Regions from separate parts of the Homo sapiens genome. Here region 2 is linked to region 1. The links are chromatin contacts, found by Hi-C or POLR2A ChIA-PET in ENCODE. All regions are on one chromosome and are shown on one strand. The core of a region is the stretch at or near the end of the contact, and the rest is flanking DNA. Distances in the headings are between cores, read along the strand shown.

What was found. Hi-C counts contacts between places; a loop is a spot of excess contacts on that map. ChIA-PET counts read pairs that join two places held with the same protein, here RNA polymerase II (POLR2A). Pooled maps may share reads with other maps.
Region 2: a pooled map shows a loop between it and region 1 (10-fold over the local background). The contact joins two enhancer-like sites. A Hi-C loop is called at or near these places in 2 of 37 single-sample maps with no recorded cell type and 10 of 50 pooled maps. POLR2A ChIA-PET finds 5 or more read pairs at or near these places in 1 of 52 experiments (A673).

The regions. Positions count from the first base shown.
Region 1 is chr9:114,893,702-114,896,279 of GRCh38, reverse strand. It overlaps a transcript of TNFSF8 not described here. Among named protein-coding and RNA genes, the nearest start is that of TNFSF8, 36 kb to the left of the region's middle. RefSeq lists an enhancer at 1,243-2,442. Within about 2 kb of position 1,304, at least 11 of the 41 ENCODE cell types and tissues checked have a DNase peak (open chromatin) inside an H3K27ac peak, as active enhancers do.
Region 2 is chr9:115,204,063-115,206,640 of GRCh38, reverse strand. The region is part of intron 1 of DELEC1 (deleted in esophageal cancer 1); the gene reads right to left. Among named protein-coding and RNA genes, the nearest start is that of DELEC1, 64 kb to the right of the region's middle. Within about 2 kb of position 1,305, at least 2 of the 41 ENCODE cell types and tissues checked have a DNase peak (open chromatin) inside an H3K27ac peak, as active enhancers do.

The DNA of each region.
Region 1 (2,578 bases), core at 55-2,554:
TATCACCAGAGAGCTTGTTAAAAATGCAGGCATCTCATACATACCTAAAAACTGGAACAGAATCTGCATTTTAATATGATCCAAGAGATTCAGGTGCACCTTACAATCTGAAGAACACTAGTTGGTTGACTTTTTCTGGTAAGTGGAGAAGATTGCTGGTAATCCGTTATGTTTCTCTGTTTCCCCCAAGTGGACTTTCATGAATTGGCTTGGTCTTCCTTGTCTGCTGCTTATGCAAATGTGAGGGTCTAAACACTACAAAACCATCAAGTCAACGTGATGGTATTCATTTGTAATGATCACCACTGAATTTTTAACAACTGCTTTTGATCCAACTGTCTCCCTTGGGAATATTGGGCAACACTAGGAATAATCTGGACAACATGTTGAAAGCTTTGGATGCAGTTTAGAAACTTCTATGGGGGCTGTACTTTCCCTATAGCCAAGGAAAGAGAAAAAAACAAGTCTGAGGGTGGCAGATGGGAAAGAATAGTGGCCTTGGCAACTGGAAGCCAGTTTCAATCTGAGCTGAAGCAATTACTAACTCTATGACCTTGGCAAGTCACATGGACTTTGTAAACTTAAATTTTCTCAGCTGTACAATGGGAAGCTGTTGGGAGAACAAACACATAGAATAAGCTTGGAAAGTGTACAACTCTTGGGGTATTTTATCATATTCAGTGTCTGTGAAGGAGTTAGACCTTGGGGAGAGGAGTAGGAAAAAATGAATCAATGCAAGTTTGAGAAAAGTGAAAGTTCCTCAAATCCACTGAAGCCTATTCCCATCTGCATTCAGAAAAGCCAGCCATTGGATCAACAAAGGTCTCTGTCAGGCCAACTCTCAAAGGATGGTTTCATCCTGCAGGGAAAACTGGACTAGATAACCAACTGACTGTTTGCGAGATGCAGTATCAAGGTCCTCTCCCTGTGCCTCTCTAGAAGCAGCACTGATTGCACTGCAAATGAACACTTTTCTCACTTAGAAATGAGCACTTAGAAGACAAGAAGAATCCATCTCCAAATCCCAGCACCCAAATCAGTGTCCTACACAAAGTCAGCACTCAGGAAATGTTTAGATTTCACTTGCAACAGGAAGAGGGAATTACCAGGCAGGGATATCAGCTAAACTAGTCAGGAACAAGCTGATTTGAAGGCTGATCCTCCTTCACAACCAGGAGGCTCCAAACAAAAACCAGCTGAAGTATTTCATCATTTCCTTTCCATTGCTAGGGACGCAGATGACCTAACCTCCTTGACATTCTGACTATGCCTTCCGTTCTCACAATGAGTCTCATTTTACCAGCTGGCCTGATGCAGTCAGCGCATGGCACAGTACTCAAGGGAAGAAAGGTCACAATCCATCACAGGATCAATACAATGGGATGAGTAAACAGCAAGAAAACACTGAAGGAGGCTTCATTTCTACCACCAACATTACATTCATACACTCACACAGTCCTCAATTGCATCTGGTCTTTTCATCCTCCTCATTCATTACTTTGATGTGTTTACTTAAACCGCTTTATGTTACGTAAATAGATATAATTACTATCACTTACTGAACGCTTGCTTGCCAGGTTTCAGGCACCACATGGAAGCCTTCAAATACTGTAGTCTACTGCATCTCACCCTTATGAGATAGAGATGACCATTCCCATGTTGCAGATGAGGAAACAGAGGCTCGAAGAAATGCTTAAGTATGTCTAAGTTTCAGCAGCTCATGAGCTGAAGAGCTAAGATGTAACCACTGCAGTTTGGCTCCAGAGCTATATTTCTAACCACACTACACTGCACTACCCTGAGGCTACTTGACCTGGTGCCTGCTGATTCCTTTGTCCACAAGGTCCTTGCCCTTCATTCACATCTTGTTAATTTGACCTCATTCATAAAATTTCAACTCAGACATTATTGCTCAAGAACCATTCCGCTAAATTAGACATGCAACCTGGACCTTGATATTCTCACTTCTGTCTAAAAATTTACTACACTCACTATGACAGCATGATTGTACATTTGCCTCCCTGCTAAACTGTGGGCTTCTGAGTAACAACAACGTCAAAATGTATCACATCTCTCCTGCCGATATCTACAAAGTAAAGTTATTCTTTCTTCCAGATTACTGTGGCATGATCCTCCACCATTCACACTCTACCCTGGACTCTGGGAAGGGACACTGCTGCCTTGAAACTCTACAACCCTGAACCTTGATGCTGGTTGCTGCAGACAAGAACTGCTTCTACCCTGGGTCACTGTCACTGCTAAGTGGAAAGTCATGAACTTGATGGTACCAGTCACTCTGGGCCTAAACCGACATAGCCAGGAAACGGTTCACCCCCCACAAACAGAATCATCTAGACCTGTCCATGATTTGGAATCGTGGCCCAATACTTCCTGGCCCCAGAGAGAGAAAAAAGTCTGACCACCCCCTACTCAAAGTGCCAACTCATTTCCTTCCCAGAATTAATCACTTCCCAAAATGTATGACTGTGTGAACATCAATTCCCTTCAGGGGAAAACCCCACTCCCACCTCTCAGGCTGTCATCTTACCCTATGACCCCAACCTGACAATCATGCAAC
Region 2 (2,578 bases), core at 56-2,555, 310 kb before region 1:
CAGACCACTAAGTTTCATGTTGTGCGGCAGCAATAGAAAATGAATGCACTCTCCTGTCCAAAGCCCCTCTTTTTTCTTGCCCAAAATCCAGCTTCTTAATCATTAAGTCACTCTTCACAATGGAGCCTCCCAACTTTCCAGCCTTATTTCTTGACCTCCAACCCCAAAATTAATATCAATAGCTAATATTTATTTTGTACTTAACTATATGCCAAACACTAAACCAAAATGTGTATATATATATAAAACATATATATTACATATATTTGTTAACTCATTAAATTCTGACAATAACATACAAGATAGGAATTATTATTGTCCTCCTTCTTACAGATGAGGAAACTTGAAAAAGGTACACAACTTACTTAAGGTCCAGAATTAATAGTAGTAAGGGAAAGATGTAAATTCATACCAGTTTGATTTCAGCATCTCTGTTATTAAACAGTATGTTATATCTCAACCTTGGAGTTTTCAGACAACATCCCTACTCTTTCGTATTCCTAGAAACACTGTAGAGAAGAATGAAGCCATGATATAGAATCAAGAGAAACTGAGTAAAATAGAGGAGTAGGGACTCTGAAGAAGAGGGGCTTTAGGAATATTAGAAGCAAAGTGAGATGGCTCAAAGCTGATGAGGACTGGGTGAGCCAACATTAGACATATGCTGGATTATTTCCTTTATAGGGCCCTGGACATACTTGTTGGGCCAGGAGAAAAATATTAAAGGGGAGGTATGGAGGTAGACATAGCCAGCTGAGCACGCTTAGTGCCCAAGAATAAATTTTTCTATCATCAAGTCCATTCTTCTGCCTCCATTTTTTAGGGATACTCAGTAAGACTGGTGTGACTTTCCCCATGTTACTTGAAAATGAACAGCTTAAGGAAGAGGGAAAAGTAAACCAAGAGCCAGAGGATGCCATATGGTGTGGTGATGATCAGGACTAACTCACAAACCAGACAACCTGGGATTAGTACCAGAGCTGAGTTTTTCATTCCCATTTTTCTTGGTTCTAAAACTCATGTTCTTATCCTAATTCCATGAATATTTAACAGACAAAACATGTTAACTCAGCTAACCAGAATGAAATGGATAGAAACTTCCTCTTACCTATCTTAGCTCTATAGAAAATCAGAATAAAAAATCTGATCTGGCTATTTGAGGACACAAGAATGATGAGCAGAGTTTTAAGTCTGTGAAGGATACAGTCCAAACCAGGTTCATATCGTGGTTCACTCTGCATATCTAAACAAGTTTACCCAACCTTGGGTATGACTCATTTGCTGAAGGAGACATATATCTACCTCTGACTCAATAGAAAAGAAGTAACTCTAAGACAGTAATTTCCTTAATTGGGCAAAGCCTAGGTCATTTGAAAGGGAAAGCATTCCCCAGCCTCATGGTTATCACCAGCCTCAGTCTCATATCTTCAGTGTCTTCCCTATATCTTTGTCCATCTTCCACAGAGTTATTAAAGTGATCTCTTTAATATGAAAATACTTACTGATAACTTGCCTCAATATCCATCCTTCAGTTCTAGCAGAAAACCACAAAGCCTGATTTTTTATATGGGCTCTTGACCATCCAGAGCAAAGACTGTATTTCCCAACCTTTAATGCAGCTGAGTGTAGACATGTAACTAAGTTCTGATGTATAAGATAAAAGCAGAAGTGTCTTGTGCAAGCTTCTGAGGACCTTCCTTAAAAGAACACTGGTACCTCTGTGTAACTCTCTTCTTATTTACCATTGTTTCCACCTTGTTGCCCTGATTATAGGTTTAGAATGTGAGTCTGAAGGTCACATACGGGGATGGTTGAAAAAATATTGAATTCCTAAACAGCCATCATATTAATCCTCGACTATGTAACGCCAGACTTTTAGATGAAAAACAAACTCCTACTGTTTTTAGGCCAGTATTAATTTAGAGTTTCACATTACTAACAATCAAATCCAATCCTAAACAATACGTCCATCATGCGTTTTTTGTTTAAAACCAATCCATGGTTTCCAATTGCCCTCAGAGAACAATTCTAACTCCCTTAGTAAAACCTATAAGGTCCTTGTAACCTGTATATTTAATATCATCTTTTTAGCTTCCCTGCTTATATTTTAACAAATTAACAATACCTAATGACCTGTATTTCCCTAAGTATTCCACAATTCCATAATTTGTTCTGTTTTCACTTCTCTAAACAGACTGTCAACTTCTGCTTTGAATTCCATCCTCACCTATTTGATAGAAAAGTGTCACCTCTTCTGACAAACCATCTCTTACCCTTTAGACAAACTGATGCACTCCTTTTACTCTATTCCAATTATACCTGATCAATCATCCATTTAACAATTGCTTCAACATAAATGAGGGGTTTGTTTGTATTTCCAACTCCACCACTACACTGTTTTCTTAATAGAATAATGTCATGCTCAACTTTGAAACCACATATACTGCCAGACACATAATAAATGCTCAATAAATTCTTTTAAGTGAATAAATAATATTAATCATGCAGCCATCTTATATTGTCAATCAGATGCCTCAGTATAACTTCGTTGATTCTTTAAACTATGTCTTTGGAACTT